Linked DNA regions of Mus musculus: region 1 is linked to region 2. Evidence: chromatin loops called from intact Hi-C (ENCODE). Cell type or tissue: heart. All regions are shown on one strand. Links, peaks and the distances in the headings refer to the core of each region. The heading gives the core; the rest is flanking DNA. Region 1 overlaps Dock5 (dedicator of cytokinesis 5). Region 2 holds the start of Dock5 (dedicator of cytokinesis 5).

The links. Peaks named below come from ENCODE experiments on the same cell type or tissue, not always from the same donor. Only the 100,000 strongest peaks of a DNase experiment are listed, where the experiment ranks them.
Region 1: it touches region 2 in a loop (3-fold over the local background); 1 of 42 quality-filtered maps calls a loop at or near these places.

Annotation. Positions count from the first base shown.
Region 1 is chr14:67,880,209-67,889,945 of GRCm38, forward strand. It overlaps Dock5 (dedicator of cytokinesis 5), which reads right to left. Exons shown (of 52, transcript NM_177780.3): 2 at 991-1,074. Among named protein-coding and RNA genes, the nearest start is that of Mir6539, 25 kb to the left of the region's middle. In heart, for the core only: no CTCF peak of the experiment used is centred there; a DNase peak (open chromatin) is centred at 4,653.
Region 2 is chr14:67,928,933-67,938,669 of GRCm38, forward strand. Dock5 (dedicator of cytokinesis 5) reads right to left here and starts at 4,640. Exons shown (of 52, transcript NM_177780.3): 1 at 4,360-4,640. The coding sequence starts at 4,402. In heart, for the core only: CTCF peaks have their summits at 5,322 (motif pointing left) and 6,802 (motif pointing right); DNase peaks (open chromatin) are centred at 3,929, 4,369, 4,659 and 5,209; H3K4me3 peaks cover 2,073 bases; H3K27ac peaks cover 1,789 bases.

The DNA of each region.
Region 1 (9,737 bases), core at 2,296-7,295, 49 kb before region 2:
GGAACTGTACAGAAGGAAAAGTGGTGCAAGGGCCCAGCTCAAAGGGAGGCAGCCATACAGCAGTGCCCCATGCAAGCAGAAGGGTGACCTAGCTTCACTATGGCCAAATCCTGCTCCCTTTTTCCCCTAGGCTTCCCATCTTTCCCCCTACCTAACCTGGAGATCTGCGCAGGCTTGTAAGTGACACTTTTACATGGTCCCCGCATTTACCCATGCAGAGTGCCTTTCTCAATAAGCTTTGCTCTAAGAGAAAAAATATCTGCCTAGCTCCCTGTCTCTGTCTCTTAATCCCAACTTTCATGGGTTATGATGGACTGGGCTCTAAGGTTTGTTCTCTGTCTTGCTCCGTGACCTCAGTGGCTTGGATACACTTTTGTTGTACCAGGGTTTGGGACTAGAGATGTGAATTCCTGGGGGAGGTCTCCTAGGATGGGAGGGGTAGATGCAGGCATGCTCTGTGCTTTGCACAGTCTTAGGAAATGCTCCAGTTAGACAGAGCCACTTCCCAAGCCTGAGCTGGCTGGAGGAAACAAACACAAGCAGGACCTGCCGTTATCGTCCTGACCTAATTCTCTCAGAGTCTCAGTACTGCCACAAAGCTCTGCCCTCATTCTGCCCCCAACCCGGAAACGCTAGGCACCAAGTAGAAAGAGACCCACCCTGAAATGGTGATGCTTCCTTCCAGCTACTACAGGCCTGATGTTCTGAGCGTGTGTGTCTCCCTAGCCTGCTCTGCAGCTAACTCTTTTGCATCCAGTGGCGAGAATCTTGACTCTGGTGTCTGGGCATATCCACATTCCCATGAAGCGGGTGTGTTGAAAATTACTCTCCGTATAGGGCTGTGTGACCTTAGGTACTTCCTAGGCTCTCATTGTTGGCCCTGCAGCAGGAGGAGTAGAGCACATGGATCCTAACACTTAGTGCTTCATTGTTAACGAATTCCTACTGATTCTTCGTGGGCCCCTCCCAGCAGAAGGCAGATACACTCACCCTCATACATCTCCAGGATGTGGACGGTGTCGCCGATCTGCAAGGAGAGCTCCACATCTTGAGATGCATTGTAGTTGTAGATGGCTGTTAATGAGAGGAACCAAAGGGGGTGGATTAGAAAACATGCACTTTTAAAAAGTTACTGCCCGGTACATTTGTTCTCACTTGCTTCTCTGCTATGGTGATAAAATCCTGACCAAGTTTATAATCTATCATCTAGAGGAGCCGAGGCGGGAGCTGAAGTAGAAACCATGAAGGATCATTGCTTTCTAGCTTGCTTCACCTGGCTTGCCCAGCTACTTTACTTAAACAGCCCCGACCCACCTGCCTAAGGATGGTACCACCCACAGTGGGCTACCCTCCACCAGCCAACAGATAAGACAAGCTTTCAGACCAAGAATTCATCAGCTTAGGCTCTCTCTTTCCAGGACTGTCAAGTTAACAGCCAACACTATCCATTACAGTATTTAATAAGTCAGCCACCTCTGTTGGATGATTTCATATTATCCTCTGTATGTAAAGCATTCAACAGAGCTGTATATGTCCTCCAATATGCTGACTGGTTGCCTAACACATACCACATCCTGTGTCAGATAAAAAAAAACATAGATGTAGCCTCTGTTCCTAGGAAACATGATAGTCTAGTGGGAGGAAGAAAGATATTGAGTGTACAATCCAGATCCCAGAAATAACTCTTTAATTGAACTTGGGACAACACTACCGAAGAATCCAGGCTAGCGAATACAATGAGAACCTCTGTAGGTCAGTCCCCTTGTCCATGAGACAACAGCCAACATGAAACTCATTTAAGCTTATGGTCTTCAGGGAACAGGGGGGGTGGTCTCTTGGCTTCCTTGACACGGTGCTCAGCAGTCACTTGAATGCATTTGAGTGACATCTACCTCTAGTAACAGAGTGATATAGGTCACAATGCGGGGATGGTGCCTTTTCCCAGCCCTCAATACCCTGGGGACAGAGTAAACCTAGCACCCCGCAATCCTGAAGACCATGTTAAGTCCCCAGAACAGAAAGCAGCAGACTAAATCACAACTGAACCAGGGGTGACCAGGCCAGAGCTTTGCATAGGTGCTTTACCATAACTCCACAGGAGTGACTAAGAGGCATATGAAAACACACTCAGTAATGTTAGTCACGAGGGGAATGCAAATCAAAACCCCCATCAGATGCCACGTCCACACCTCCTGGAACAGCTGCATTTAAAAAGATGTTGGCCAAGACAACGGAGCAGCTCGAACTCACCACCTTGGCTGGTAGGACTGCAAAATGGGAGCCCCTTTAGAAACAAGATCGACAGTTTCTTAAAAATTAAATAAACTTACCAATTTATTTAAATTAGTTTAAATGTAAATTTAATTAATTTTTATCTTTAATAAAAATTAGATTTATAAATTAATTAATAATTAAATTTAAATAATTAGACTCAGCAAACCCACTCCTAGGAGAGCGACAGAAAGAAGAAAAACCTATACACTTACACAATACCCTTAGCTCAATGTTAGTAGTTGCTACATTGGGAAGAGATTTCTAAACCAATCTCCTGCAGCTGTGGGTGCTGCCTCATTAGGATCTTTAGTTACCTCAGGGTGTTTTCTACAAGGTGAGGAAAGATTAGAATGTGTGGAAGCTGAGATGTGCTGTGCCAGCCACCATTAGGAGCCAGCAGTAGCATGGGCTGGACTCTCCTGGGAGTCTCCAGGGGGCATGCAGACCAGTCCACACCTTCATTTCAGAACTCTGGGCTCCAGAACTTGAGGTAACACATTCCTGTTGTCCCCAGCCACTGAATATGCCACCATTTGCTCTAGCAGCCACTGGAAACCAACGTGGCTGTGCTAATAAACAAGATGAAACAGGTCAGCTATGGCTGGGTACACAGCTATGGATGGTATAGTGTGCTGTGATGTCCAGGTGGACTGCACGACCCCGCCCTGTGAGGATAGAAAAACTCAGTGATATCCAGACTCTTACAAACTGTGGTGTGGCACAGACAGAGCCTAAGCGTACCCTCCCCTACACTGTCACTCCAGATGCCTGACAGACCTAAAATAATGTAGGTGGTAGTAGGCAACGGTTACATTGTATCACATGAGAACTACAACCTGTGAAGTTTCTGCCCCGTAAACCTGAGGACCTGACATTGGAAACCCAGCCCCCATTTTTCATGCCAGGTTTGGGCACATGTGCATCTGTAACCTTGCCAAGGGATATGAAGGCAGGAAGATGGGGCTCGGGAAAGTCGGCCAGTCTATCTAGTCAGTTAGCTCCAGGTTCAGTGAAAGAACCTGTCTCAAAAAATAAAGCGGAGAGCAGTGAAATAAGACACCTAATGCTGACCTCCGCCCTCCACACACATATATCCTATATGCATGCATATGCATGTACCCATGCATATATACATACACCACACACACACACAGAGAAAAAAATGAGAACAAAAATATATCTACACATATTCAATAGACACAGTATCTTTTCTGGATAGTTTTGATCTGAAGTGAACCACACCTTGTTAAACAATATCGAGTCCCCTTCCCACCATCGAACATATTGACTGGTTGCCTATTTTGTATCACAAACTGTCTTAGAGAATAACAAACACAGCGATGTGGCTCCTGAGCCCTAGTTAAAACAGATAGAGGGCTGACAAGTATGCTAAGCAAAAGAAGACACAGGCAAATACATTTATATTCCATGTGTCTCTGGAATGTTCGGGAGTTGACAATGTCAGACATTACAACAAATTATTTGCTGCTCTAGCATATGGGTATGAGAATGGACCCCTGAGCAATCTATCCATTGAGGAACTTGTTAGGGAGGTGAACGCGCCCCAAACTGAACTGTGGCAACAGTTAAATGGTTCCATCATTATTTACTGAGGTCACTAGACGGGGGTGAGGGGGGGTGGGGGGGGGTGGGAGGAAGGCTCAGTGGTTAGAGCTCTTACTGCTGTTGTAGAGATCTAGGTTCAGTTCCCAGCACCCATATCAGGCATCATACCTGCAGTTTCAGGGGACCTAACACCATCTTCTAGCCACAGATATTTGCTGGCGTGTGGGGCACATCAGTTCACACAGGCACACACACACATACACACAAATATACATAAATAAAAACAAGCATTTAAAAAAAACCATTGAGCATTGAAAATACGTGGATATGACAGTCTGTATATTATGTTTCGGAGAAAAAGTTCTTTAAATAGATTTATTTCTTGTCTTTATTACCGGGTAATCTGTACCCATCCAAGAAAAAACAGTACCAACTTGGGAGACTCAGCTATAAACAAGGAATTCCCTGTAGGATTCATCTCTACAGGTCTGAACAACAGGATGGCCACTCAGTCCATCCTCATATCCTACCCACTAGGGAAAAGAGGTGTCCCATCATTGCCTGTGGCTGGGCACATCCTGTTCTTCCCTCCCTGGGCTGCAGTAAACTTGTCAGCACCCCTAGGCTCCCAAAGAGAATGAGCACCCCCCCCTCCGCCCCTGGGGCTTCTCTCAGAAATGGCCTCTCACTCAGGATGGAGGTCGCAGTTCCGAATAGTGTCCTTCTGCAGGGTACTTGGAGAAGTACCCTGGCAGCTGTTTTCTATTGCGCTTTCAGAGTAGGCTGTGGTTTTTGAATAAGGACTGGTTGGGGAAGTGGGTTAGGAGAAGTGAGTGACACAGAAGGCAGGAGGAGGGAGCTCCAGCCTCCCAGGCCTGTTGATGAGTTCCCAGCCTCCAGCTGCTGCTATTACTCACCAGTGCAACTCCATCTGACTGCTACAGTTTGCTCCAAGGGTTTACCCCTGAAGGATATGGTGGGTTTGCTACAGAAAACATGGCCCTGAGATTCCCGACACCAACTAGACTCCATTCACAGCTGTCCCCTAAAATGCTTCTTCCTACCACCCCTCCTCCATGGAAACAGGAAGTAGTGAGGCCACTTTGTCACAGGCTGGGTAATGACCATCTTCACTCTTCCTGATTCTTAGTCACGGGAAAGTAAGCAGAGGCTCTCAAAGGCAGTCTCCTGCTGTTGGCTCCAGGTAAAAGCACCTACCTGGGACTGGGGAAATACAGGTGTGCATATTTGCACATACACATGCACGTTCGCATATACACATGAGTATACACACACACACACAAACACACACACACACACACACACACACACACACTCACAACCAAAGACCAGCAATCTCCAAATGTTCCAGCCCTATAATTAAGGCTGCACTTTTCCTCTACTGTCTGTCAAACTCACCCTCTTCTCTGGCCAATACTTTCGGATGCTCAGGGGCTGGAGAGATGGCTCTGCAGTTAAAGAGCACCAGCTGCTCTTCCAGAGGACCTGGGTTCAATTCCCAGCACCCACAAAGGGGCTCACAACCACCTGTAACTCCAGTCCAGGGGCTAGTAGGCCCTCTTCTGGCCTCCACAGGCACCCAGCATATCTCGTACAGAGAGACACATGCAGACAAAACAGCTGTGCACATAATATAATTTCTTTCAAAGAGACTTATAATCTCCTTAAAAATTGATGTTCAGCTCCTGTCTTAAACACCGCCGCTCTCTTCGTTAGAACAATCCAAATCTCACATCCACAATTCGACTCCACAAACAGCCCCTGAGCACCCCTCTCCACCCTGCATGACATCTCTCTTCTCTGAAGTACCACAGCTTTCCCCTTGCAGAAATCCCAGTTAGCAATCCCAGCTAGTCCTGTGCATCTGCCGGCCACAATGAGGAGGTGAGGCCCTCCCGAATGTGGACCTGTCTTTAGACTGCCTTCAGCCAACTACTCATGAGACAGAGACTTAGACATAACCCAAAGAGTAATCCAAGGTACAGATGACAACTCTTGACTTGTTTACATATTGATTTATTTTAAGCATCACCATATGCCATGTTATCCTCCTAACGCTATATATCTATATCTATATATCCTAACGCTCTGTATCTTTATATCCCCAGTCTCCATCTTCCCAGGGCTGGGATAGCAGGCTTGTTGCCACCCACGTACAGTGTATGCCATGTGATTGAACCTAGGGCCTTTGAGCATGCTCGGCCAGCATTCTAATATCTGAGCCATGTTTTCCACTCCTTATTCTACATTTTAAGCATATAGTTTGTCTTTTTTTTTTAATATCCTATTAACCTGTCTTCCCACCTCCACTCCTCCATCCCTAGTGCCCTTGTTCCTTTCAAATACTCTTTCTACTTTCACATTACATATACATGCATGTGTGTGTATATACATACATACACATATGCATTTAGAGTACAACATCTGTCATTCTCAGGCTGACTGACTGCTGATGCAAGGCTCTACACTTGTATCCATCTCCCTGCAAATACATAATTTCATTCTTACTTTTTAATGGCCGAATAAAAACTCCATTGAATATGCACACATTTTCCAAAAAAAAAGTATTTGTAAATATTATTTATAACTCTTCTATAAAACACACAAGACAGTCCAGTCATTCGCCCTTCTTCCCCCAATGCAACCATGTTTCTGCTTCTTTCCAAAACGGCACCTGTGGTTTCCCATTGCACAGGAATAGATAGGTTATCAGAAGTCACCCCCCAGATACTTGATCACACAAGAAAAAAACATGTATAATTCCTACTGGGGACAGATTTCTTCAGCAGTGTTCCTCAGAAATGGGCCAAAACACCTGTGCTCTATCCCATTCATGTCTCTGGGTAAAAGTGTAAACAAGACTGCAGTCACTTACAATCCGGTCCTTCCAACTCAGATCTTGAGAGCCCCGCCCTCCACTTCCCTCACCTGAGGACACCTCAGATTTCCCCTGCAGCTACTCTTACACAACTCTGCCAAACCACACAGCATGCAACAGGAAAGAAAGCACTAAGCACTAAATTCAGCCTGGCAGCAGCAAGGCTCTCGGTGAGACAGTACAGTTACCTCAGCCCATGATGGCCAGTAACAGTAACAGCGTACCCTGGAATAGTCTACAACCAAGATTTCTCTCACTAAATGGAATTGCTAGCTCTAAAGCCATCCTTTATCATACAAACCCATGGCTGGTGATCACCCTGTGCTAGCCTGATACTGTTTTAAGCACAGGATAAGTGCACCTAGGAGAGAAACTAATGTTTTCATTCTAGACCGTGAATAATTGTTACAAAGAATTGTTACAAAGGACTGGTGAGATAGCTCAGTGGTTAAGAGCAGTGACTGCTCTTCTAAAGGACCTGGGTTCAATTCCTAGCACCCACATGACAGTTCACAATTGTCTGTAATTCCAATTCCAAGGGATCCAACACCCTCACACAGACATGCATGCAGACAAAACACCGACCAATGCACATAAAATGAAATTTTTTAAATTATTGTAAATATCAATGCCTGTACATTATGTGCATTATGTGTCCTTGGGGCTTGGGGAGGTGGTGAGCCTCCATGTGGGGGCTGGGAATCAAACCTGGGTCTTTCATAATAAGGAGAAGTGCCTTTTACCACTGAGCCAACTCTCCAGCCATTATTTTTAAAAGGAAGGGAGGGAGGGGGGGAGGGAGAGAGGGAGGGAGGGAGGGAGGGAGGAAGGGAGGGAGGAGGGAGGGAGGGAGGGAGGGAGAGAGAGAGTTGAACAAACGCTGGGGATGTAGCAAGGGTGGCAAAGAGCACTTACACATGAGCCCTGGGTTCAACCCCCAGCCCAACATAAACCAGGCATGGCAGCACATGCCATAATCCCAGCTCTGGGAAGGAGATGGCAGGCGGGAGAATCAGTTCACCCTTGCCTACACAGAAAGCTGAGGCCAGACTTGGTTACAGGAGAGCCCTTCTCAAAACAAAACAACAAATCCCCAGAAAGTGAAAGGGACAGCTAGGGAAAGAGCGAAGCTAGGATGTCCTAAATTAAACAGAGCAGAATTCGAGACTCTTTTTTTCTTCCCCTTTTTTCATTTGCAAACAGCATGCCTTTCAAGGACTTAACTTAATCTAGACCTCAGTTTCTCATCTATAAAACAAGAACCAGACTGGATGACTCAAGGGCCGTTAGCTCCAGCTTCCTGATTCATGAAGTGACAATCCAGGCCAGAGAGAAGAGCTGCTTTGAACTGGCAGGCACCACCGCAAGCTCTTGTTTTGTCTGAGGAAATTAAACAAGAATAGGGAGTCGGCTGCATAAAAATTGCTTCCCTGACTGCTTTGTACAAGGTTGGGAGAGACAAATTGCTGGAATTCTTCCCTAAGCAGCTTACTGTTTATACCAGGAAAGTGTAGTTTTTGCAGAGCCAAACAGACAAGACAGTATGTCTACAAATGTAAAATAAGTCTGCATCCCACCAAATCCTAGATTTAGCTTTTTCTTTGAAACGAGGCTTATACAAGGGGGGGGGGGGTCTGAAGATGAAAGAAAATTGAAAATTGCATAAGAAGCAATCAAAAGAACACTTTTAGAAGCTGCAAATAGGACCAGTTTTGAAGAAGTTTTTGGCCACGAGCTATAAATCTTTCTAATGAATTGAGATCTTTCACGAGTTCCCAAATTATAGTCCCCCAAGGAACAACTGGAACCTTTAATTTTTTTTATAGATAGAATCTTCAGAAGTGTCCAGCCAAGCAAAGGATACCGTCCCAAGCTGAGTCCTTCGCTAGTCTGAATATTAAGGTGATTAATGGACTTATTCATCTCCATTTTGAACCTTGTCTATCCGTCTGTCTGTCTGTCTCTCTCTCTCTGTATGTGTGTGCATGTGACAAGGTCTCCTACCTCGGTCCCCAAGGCAGGATAGGCCTGTACCACTACATTTGTTTTGTTGTTGTTGTTGTTTTTCATTATTATATTTATCTATCTGGGTTTGGCCATTAGTTTTATCAAGACTATAAAGAGCCGCAACTATCTTTGACATTCATTCTGGCTTTAATGCACTAATATTCTTAAAGGCCAAATGGAATTTTTTTAATCTGAGATATAACATCACAATAATGGCGAGAAAATGATATTCGACAACAGGCATCCTACCAAGAAGTACAAAAAGTCCATCACTTCACGCCAACAAGCAGGTTTCAAACTGGCCTATGTGCACTGCGATAGCCATGTCCCATCCTGCGCTGACGTGCCGGAGCCAGGGGCTTCCAATCAGATGCCTGCTGCAGTTCTTAACAACAGTGCCCTCGCCCAAGAGGAACAGGAGCTTCCAGGTTTCTCATTTCTCAAGCACTCAGAAGAACAGTGGCTGTCACGACAAACTTACTGGCTATTATTCCAGAAGCTTCTTTTTTGTTGTTTTTATTATTATTTTATGTGCATCAGTGTTTCGCCTCCACGTATACCTATGTGAGAGTGTTAGAGGCCCTGGAACTGGAAGTATAGACAGTTGTGAGCTGCCATGTGGGCGTGGGGAATTGAACCCAGTTCCTCTGGAAGAGCAGCCAGTGCTTAGAACAGCAGAGCCTTCTCCCCCACCTAAATTCCAGAAGTTTCTAATCTGAAGATCCTATATAAGTTTATAGGTGGACTGTCTTGACCTTGATAGAGATTAGCCCAACTATAGATTACCAGAGCTGGTACTAAAAGCCTACCTCACCTAAACTAACATGAGATTAGGTTTAATCTTTTATGAGAGGAGAGCTGAAACACAGCAATTCAAAATTACAGAACAAAAATGTCCGTGGGATACGAACACACACAGGGACTTTTCACCCCACAGCTTCCTCATCTAAGAACAGAGGGTCACAGCCCATTACTCATACGGTTTGTAGAG
Region 2 (9,737 bases), core at 2,975-7,974:
ATGCATCAGTGAACAGCTCTGCAAACAGGCCACAAAGAATATAATCTTTGTTCTGGATACCAATGGCTGGTGTGGAAGCCGACTTAGAAATATACTTAAGCCAAGTGTCAGGGGCTAAGGCAGGAGAATGGGAAGTTAGCTCCAGGCCTGCCTGGGTTACAACGGGGAGACCCTGACTTAGAGAGAGACAGATTGAGAATGGTTGATTTAAAAGTTAAAGAGGGACAAGCATGTTTAGCACAGCTATGTGCTTAAAGTTCAAATATTAGTATTTTACATCTCTGTGCACTTAAACAGCAAAAAGGGAAAATACCAGGCCTGGTTCTATAGTTCCGTAAATTCAGTTACTTGGAATGTTGAGGTGAGAAGATTACAAATTCAAGGGTTGCCTTGGCTACTAAGGGAGTTCAAGGCTAGTGTGGCCAACCTAGCAAAACTCAATAATGAAAATTAAAGAGGCTGTATCTGGGGATACAGATCAATGCCAGAACACCTGCCTAACACTCACAAGGCCCTGCAGTCAGTCACCAGTACTGCCAATAAGGAAAACAGAAAAAGAAAAGTGAAGGGAAATATTCAGAGAATAACTATTTATTCTTAAGTACTTAGCACTCAGCTCTAAGCACCTCTTCCTGGAGTACTGATGTTTAGTATTAAACTACTTACTCGAGCCGGGCAGTGGTGGTGCACACCTTTAATCCCAGCACTTGGGAGGCAGAGGCAGGTGGATTTCTGAGTTCGAGGCCAGCCTGGTCTACAGAGTGAGTTCCAGAACAGCCAGGGCTACACAGAGAAACCCTGTCTCAATAAAACAAAAACAAACAAACAAAAAAAGTACTTACTTGAAAGAATTAAGTCTATCAACCCCCTTTCTGGATAACACAGATGTACACAGTGACCGTTTAGGTTCACTTAATGCTAGAAGGTGGACTAGCTAGTACTGTATCTGAGAACTAAGGACTCCTAGACACTTTCAGTCCCTTTTGAAAAACAACCAAGGGGAAAGCAAACACAGAAGGAGACAGAGGGGACAGTTACCTTCCCTAAGTGCAGATCACAGTCACACCTTCATAGCAGACCTGCCATGAGTGGCCGCCTCCCATGCAGCCCTGAGTCACCAAGCGCCCCATAGCTTCCTTCATCATCAGCCCTCAGAAATGACAAGTCCCACCATCAATACACCCAGTGGTATCCAAACAGTTCAGACTCTTAACTTCTTCCAATAGGACCCACGTTGGGACAAGTGGGGTGTCAAAGTTTAACTGGAAGAAAATCGCTTTACATCTCTAGAACAGTTCCGATAGCCTGCTTTACAAGGGCACCCCAGCATCGAGGGTGCACACAACAGAACACACTTACAGAGGAGGCCCCCCCCTTGCCCATAGCAGACATGTTCCAAGTACATGCTCTGCACAAATGCTTCTGAGAGGTTTAACTGATATTTAATCGGCATTGTCAAAAATGGAACAGCTAGTAATAAAATAGAATAATGTATGGAAACATAAGTCGTACGAATGCGTTCCTGTTCTCTCTCTCTCTCATATCCCATATCATATCCGGGCCTCCGTTGACTATTGAAAACTGTAACTGCAGAGGACAGAACTGTAAGGAGGATTACTGTTTACCTGGCCAAACCCTCTTACTGGCAGAAATAAAAACCCACAACCTTCACTTGCCAGAATCTTCCCCTGGAGAGACATAAGCAAACATCTACCCCCCTTTATAGAACAAACCAAAGTACAATTCCATCAAAAGTCACACTTGGGAGAGCCAATGACGAGTTCTCTGGGCTTCCTTACTGAGCACGAGAAGAGCAGGTGACCCCAAAGCAACCTCAACACTAGAAAGTCTCACCCCAGCGTGGATGACCGACTCCCCCTCCCGATAAATACCCTTGCACCCTTTACGTATGTGCAATTAGGGAAGAACTAATACCCTTAGTCATGCTGGGAATGGTGGTTACATGACTTTAATCTCAGCGCTCAGGAGGCAGGTTTGAACACAGGAGTTTGAGGCCAGCCTGGTCTACAAAAGTGAGTTCCAGGATAGCTAAGGCTACCCAGAGAAGCCCTGTCTCAAAAACAAAACAAAACAAAACAAAACACCCACAAACCACTAGTCAGAAGGGGTCAGAGGGAAGGGCTGGGGTCCCAGAAGAGAAACCAGTGACCTTCCTTAACTAAGCCTTCCTACATTAACAGTCAATAAAGCTGATTTGCTTCTGGCCAGTAGCCCCAGCTGTTCTGCTGAAGAGGCTAGCAGTCTATAGCACCCGGTAGGGGAGGGGGAATAAGGCAAGAAAGAAAGTAAGGTATGATCAAGAGATTGCAGTGAAAAGCTGCAGAGGTGAAGGAAGAAAGCAGAAGGCAGAACTGAACCCCAAGGAAAAAAGGCTGGGGTGTGGGATGCAGTGTATGTGTGGGGGGAAGGGGTGTCCTGTAGATGGGGGTACAAGCACAGGAGAGTGAAGTCCCACAGAAGTGACTTTCCATAGAATACCTAACCACAGAGATGAGTGGACTGTCTACAGTGAAGAGTTCACAGAAGGGGGAGGGACTTCAGTGTGGGGACTCTGACAACTGGACCCTGCAGCCAGGTACATCTGCTTCCAAATGCAAGAGCACAGAACCCGCCCCCTCCCACGAACACTCATCCCTGACGTCAGCGCATATTCTGTGCTTCAGCATCCATACCTACCAGGATCTGCTGTGTCTAGTGAAGTAACTGCCCCAGATTACACCCTGGAACAACTCTGCTAAGCTCTGTCCCCTAGAAACACTATCCGAACACTTTCAGTGCCCACTGATAAATAACCAAAAACCTGACTCCAAAACACGGGAATACTGGAAACATTCTTACTCCCGTGCCTATGGTTACATACAGCAAACCCATCGGAAACATACTTGTTGGGAACAACTTTTAACCCAGGTAAAGTTAGAAATGACCCTTTTATAATTAGTGGTTAGTTACTGCTAAGCATATTTTAGTCATTAATTAGTACTCTATAATGTTTAAATAAATTAATTTCCTCTTGTGGTACAGAAGATGGAAGCCAGGGCTTTAGGCATGCTCTATGATTGTCACACCCAACCCTTCATCCATTTTACAGTATTTCACTTACACAATGACCAGCTACTTACTAGCAGGTATCTAGTCAAGTTACTTATCAAGGCTAAGTCAAGACCTACTGATCTGGGACTGAAGAAATGTCACCTTTCCATGTAACCCACAGCCATGTGGAGGAGCAAAAATTCTAAAAGTAAAGACAAATTAAAAAAAAAAAGGTTGAGAATTATGCATATATATATGTGTGTGTGTGTGTGTGTATATATACATATTTGCAAATGTACATATGCAGGCTTTCAATCTGCATCACATTATAATATACTAAAGACTGAAGGCGGTGTCTGAGTCCCGGTTACATAGGCACATAGGACTTCATGTCTGTCACGGCAGACTGATAATTTCAGGCAGTGTTCCTGTGGGTCCAGGACTTGAAGGAAAAGAGGTGCGCTGACAGGAGTGAAGTAAGGGGTTGCATTTCAAACGCGCCAAGTGAGTGGACCTGAGAGAAAGTGATAAAATTCCCACACAACACACTTGTTTATTCCAGAGGCTCCATTTAAAGTCTAATTCTCCTGGCAATCGTCCGGCTAAAGGTGAGTGCTTCCTCCCTGACCTGGCTCAATGAAAAGTGAAAGTGGAAAGTTTTTCCACCTGGGTCCAACCCCTCAACGCCAAGGTTTCAGATCCAAACCTAGAGGCCAGAGTTCAGCAATGACGGAGCGCTAGGGTACTGCGAACACAAACGCCACCCGCTTGCGCGGAACCTACCCTCTTCCTGCCCCTGGGGGGAAGCTGTGTCACACCTCTCCAACCACGCCAGTAGGTCAGATGGGTGTCCTCACAAACAGCCCCAGGACCCCCTTGCCCTCCTTCCCACGCCTCACACTTCCTGCCTCTTCCATCACCTCTACTGGCAACTTCGGCTTCCCATTTTGTCTTTGACTGCGATCCGGACTGCAGTCCCAGGGAGGGAGGGAGAGAGGGAAAGGGACTCTGGAGCTTCCAAGTGGGATCTGGGGAAGGGCACTCGCAAAGCGCACCGTCCCACGTGCGGCCCTCGCTGGCCACCAACGGCAGTGGGGACCTGGCGCGTTCCCACAGTGTGCGCCACTAGAGTTGGGGTTCGGATAGGGGAGGATCAGAGTCCCCAAGCCTAAAAGCACTTTTACACCAGAGCGGGCTAGACTCCCGGGGTGCAGCAGCGGGACCGAGTGGCCGAGTGTGCGCGAGCTCCGCGGGGCCAAAGTGGACTCCCGGGCGCTCGGGCGAGGGTGGGGCGGGGCAAGCACTCACCAACCCCATACTTCTGCCTCTTGGTAGGGATCCAACGGGCCATGGCGACGACCTCGCCCCGCGGCGCTAGCGGCTACAGACACTCGTGCTCGGAGCGCTGCTGCGCCGGCCGGACTCCTCCGCCATGTTCCGGCAAAACTTGGACGACTTTGGCGCGCCGGCCGCGTCTACGCCGTCCCGCCTCGCTCGCGCCCGGGGCCCCGCACGCACGCCCGCTCGCCCGCGGTCACCTGCTGGGACCGGCGGCCGTGCAGCCCCGCGCGCCCTCCCCGGCGCCGCCCGGGCTCCTCCCGCTGGCCGCGCCCTCTGCGCCCCGGGGCCGCCCGCCTCCCCCGCCGGCTCCGCCTCGCCCGGCTGGAGCCGCAGCCCGGAGCCGCCCGCCCGGTCCTCCCAGCGTCGGCTCTGCGATTGCCCAGCGCTCCCGGGCTGCTGCGCCGCCGAGCGCGGAGGAGGAGCTGGTGAGAGTCACCGGTCGCCTCCGGACGCTCAGTAAATATTTGTTGAATGAATGAGCCGTGAGCTCCCGCCTTCGCCTCCGGGAGCGTCTGCTGCAGCCCCGAGAGAGCCGGAAGCCGAGCTTCAAGGTCCGCAGAGAACTGGTGCAAGGGACACGGGCGCTTCAGAAGTAGACGTATCCAATCTAGAAGACCCTCCGTTAGGACACTGTTGACAAAGCGCTAATCCGGAAACCCCAAACTCAGGGATTTATTTCTCCTCAGTTGCAGCAACACAAACTTTCACACTAAGGGAAGAAGTTCGCTCCAAAAGGTTCCCCTTTCCAACTGACCCCCTGCCCAGAAGGCATCCTTGTGGGGAGGACCCCAGAACATCTACCACCACCACCACCACCCCACCCCCCAACTCCCACCACTGTCCTTTTTCAGCCTGGGACTGAGGACTCCAAAAGGCAGTTGTGCGTTAAACTACACAGGGGTGCGCTTGGCGCCCTCTGCCGGCGGGGAGACGCGCTTCCATCTTGGAGAGACCTCCAGAATGAAAAAGCTACTTAGTAGTAAGGACACCTCACACTTAGAAGTAAAATTTCAGACTAACCAGCCAACCAGTTAGCTTCGCCATCTGAAAAATACCTCTTGCGGGAAATTGTGTTGTTCTTGGAGTCTGTGGAGGCTTTCTTGCCGGTTTGGAACCTGACAAGAACAGAACATGTAATTAAAACACACAGTAATAGACAGTAATGCTTGATTAGAGATGAGTGAACTCTGATGACTTTTTGCAAACCATGCCTGAATATATATATATATATATTAGTCTTGGTTTTCCTCCTGAGAAAGTAAGTTCTGAACTTAAAGTCCTGGTTGAAAGAAACAATAGGTACTTATGACCGTGCTTCAGCCATCTTTCTTAAAGTGGTTCAGTCGCATCTCTTTTTTTTTAATGCCAGTTTTTATTCTTGATAGTTGAGATCTTAAAGTTGAGTATGATTACATAATGTGTCATTTATCTCCTTTGTGATTTAAAGTTACATGTTCATTGTATACTTAATACTGAATATTTAGAAAAATAAAATCACCAAAAATTCTAAGCAATAGGGAAGCAATCAACCAAACTACAAACTGAGCTACTGTACTAAGCAGTTCTCAAAAGAAGAAATTAAAAATGGCTAAGGAAACACTCTAAAAAAAGAAAGAAAAAAGTTCCAATAGGAATCTATTTATAATACACAGCAAGACATATTTCCATCAGTGTAGACCTGACATCCACAAAGATTTCCACCATCTCCCCAAAAATAACTTCTTCTAGGTCAATGATGTTGTGATCGACTTAACCACCCAAGCTAGATAATTTCTCTTCCTTCCGCCCTAAGTGACCTACTATGTGTTGGGCACTGTTCCTGGAATGGAGGTTCAGTAGTGAGGTAAATGAGACCCCTACCTTCACACAGCTGTTGGAAGAAGTTAAGACTTGAAATTAATGCATGCCAAAGGAGGCTAGGCCTGCAAAGAGAAACCCTAGCCAGGAACATGGGGAGTGTGGGTGCCAGAGATTTACACAGAAACATCTGGAAAGACATCTGAGATAAGGGGAGACTGAAAGGCAGAACTACAGGAAGTGAGGATGACCCCATGATAAAAGGGGGAGTGTTCTGGACCACATGGACAGCAAACACAAAGGCCACCAAGCAGGTCTAACAGGCTCCAAACTGGCATAGAATCCTGGACAGCGAGTGATCTGAGCGAAACAGGAAACTTGGCTCAAGAGGCACCGGCGAAGGAGGGCCATGACCCGGACGAGGACTTCCTGTGTTGTTACAGATTCTAAAGGTTCTCGGGCTTGTGTCGGTGGGGATACCAGACACTGTCCAACTGTGTCTGCTGTGGTGTGAACCGACTGACTCTAAAGGGCTAACTAAGGATGCCAGTTAATGGAGAACGCCAGGGATGGTAGGCTGCTGTGAAAGGGGCTGGAGTTCTAGACATAAACTGAAGGGGGCGCCAACAGGAAGACAGTGCGAGCAGAGAGGGATTCTCTATGAAGCTTACTGGCCTCTCTGATTTACCAGTCAAAGATGCACATAGGCTCTACAAATTTTGATTTTGTAGTGTGAGGGATAAAGTAAAGAATGACCCGGGGCTTGAACGACTGGTGATCACAGCTGTCATTTCTGTTTGTTGTTGATCTTCCATGATAGCATCCTTGTGCATATCCTCTGCTTTGGATCAAAGTTTACCTTTGAGTATTTCCTAGGACTTACTCCCCCCCCCCTCAGCTATTACTCCCCTTGGACCTTTAGTAGCTGTCAACCTTGGTCTGGAGCTTAGGTCTGGGCTGCCCTGGGGCAGGAGCTGCCCTGAGTTGCCTCAGTTGCCTGTGTGCAGGGAAGTGATGATCTTTGTTCTTTAAGCAGGCTTTTATCTTCCTTCCTTCCTTCCTTCCTTCCTTCCTTCCTTCCTTCCTTCCTCCCTCCCTCCCTCCCTCTCTCCCTCCCTCTCTCCCTCCCTCCTTTCTTTCTCCCTTCCTTCCTTCCTTCCTTCCTTCCTTCCTTCCTTCCTTCCTTCCTTCTTCCCTTCCTTCCTTCCTTCCTCCCTCCCTCCCTCTCTCTTTCCCCCTCCCTTCCTCTCTCTCTCTCTCTCTCTCTCTCTCTCTCTCTCTCTCTCTCTCTTTTCACTTAATGAACACTAGGAGCGTTAATCCTTTTACTCAGTGGAACTTAGTTTCAACCAGAACCATTTCAATTGATTGACACTTTGATCTTTCCAAAACTTCAGGTTCGAATTTGGACTCTGGAGATTTCAGGCTTTGCAATCGTTGATTGCTTTTATGAAAAGAGTTGCAGGGAATGGAAGAAACTTCCAGTGTGTTTATTCTTTTCCCTCTGCAGACTGAAGTCCACCCACTTTGTGATATCAGATGGTTCCATTCCCAGTCCATTTAAATCATAAAAGCACAGCTATTCAAAGTCTTGTTATTAAAATGAGGTTTAAAATTAGACAGCTGACCAGATGGGTGGGTGGAATAACAGCACGTTTCCCAGAATTATTTTTTTCCTTTTCCTCTGGTGTCTTTTCAGAAAAACATAAGAGAGAGAGAGAGAGAGAGAGAGAGAGAGAGAGAGAGAGAGAGAGAAATTAATTCCACAATTGCAGCTATCTAGAGTCTAAAGCCCATAAAGATACCAGCAACTCTTGCACACAAGAATATTCACATCTGTGCTTGTGGGAGCTCCAGAGAAAGAAACAAAGAGAAATGAATTTCCAGGGTAGGCTAATTGACTTGAATTCTATAGTTATCCCTGACAGTACCTAATATAGGATACGAAGACAGCTGGCTAGCCAGGGCTCTACTTTCCCCATTAATCAGGTCTATTTTACCAAGTTTGACTGACACAACTTTCTTGTGAGAAGATATGGGTTCTGTTAAGGACAGTTTTGTGGGTGTTGGTTTGTTTTGTTTTTTTTTTTCTACATAGGGAGATGAGTTGCTGCTGGAAGTGCAGGAAATAACGAGAAATACAAATGATGACTGGTTCTAAGCAGAGGTTTGTGGGCATTTACAGGCAAATGCAGTGGAGCAAGAAATGGACTGGAATTTGGGACCCTTGAGCTGAATGGGGCAAAGGGGCTCCTCTTTCGATCCCCACAAACACTTCCTCAGGCATCCCAGAGATGCTCACATGACGCTCTAATGCCAAACTGTGCAGGTGCTGAGCATCGCCAGACCATCCTCATCCTCGGGTCTGCCATCTTTGGAGGCAACGTGGACCCTAAAAGTTAGCACAAGAATCGTGGTTTTCAAACCACCCCTCTCTTGATCCCCTTTGTGGGAAGATTTATGCTTGGTCAGCACTTCAACCTCTTTTCACACTACAAAACAAGACCCTCACAGTTTTATTTCTAGGATGTCCTTTGTCACAGACATCTACATAAGTTGGTCCCACCTTGCGGAGGAAATTGATGCTAAGAGCATTAAGAAATCATTAGTTCGTTTGCTCAGCGGCTGGACAGCTGGACGTGGCGCCATGGTGTGCTGTAACCCCAGGGACTCTATAGGAGATCTCTATAAGGAGGTAGAGACAGGAGGTTTGCCCTGAAGCTTGCAGGCCTCATGCGCATGTGATACACACACACACACACACACACACACACACACACACACACACACCAGCACTCACAAACACAGACACAGAATTTTAAATTAATCATCAGTGTGTTGAAACTGTAACACGTTCCCAGTCGTGTGAGGCAGATGAGAGCTCTTCAATTTAAAAAGAACTACATTTATATAGTTGTAAATAGTATATATGGTTTTTGAAAAGTCCGTGTATGTACATTAAAAATATCTTCATAAAGCTTGGCAGGGTCATACACACCTGTAACCCAAGCACTCAGAAGATGGAAATAAGAGGATCAAGAGTTCAAGACCAGCCTAGGATACATGAAACCCAGTCTCAAGACACAAAAAATAGGAGCTAGAGAGATAGCTCCATGGTCAAGAGCACTTAGCGTTTGCAGAGGCCCCGGGTTCTGTTTCAGCCATGCAAGGCAGCTCACAAACACATGTAACTCCAGTTCCAGGGCATCTGGCATCTTCTTCTGACCTCTGTGGGTTCCTGTGTGCATGTGGGGCACATAAATGGATGCCGGCACGCACATAACATGAAATAACAAATAAACCTTTTAAAACAAACTTAGTAAAACTGTTCAAATGAGATAAGGATGAAAGTTAGGAGGTAATATGGAAATCTCGTGGGCTGTGAGCAAAAAGCTGGAAATCGTCCCCTTACACTTGACCTATATCTGTAGTAGGAGTGAAGTTCACCAGCTCTTGATCCCGGTGACACTTGGACGATATTGTCTCCATGACTGTCACATTCAGCAGTTCTTCCTATCTGGCATGAAAACAAAATCTTAATCTAGAAA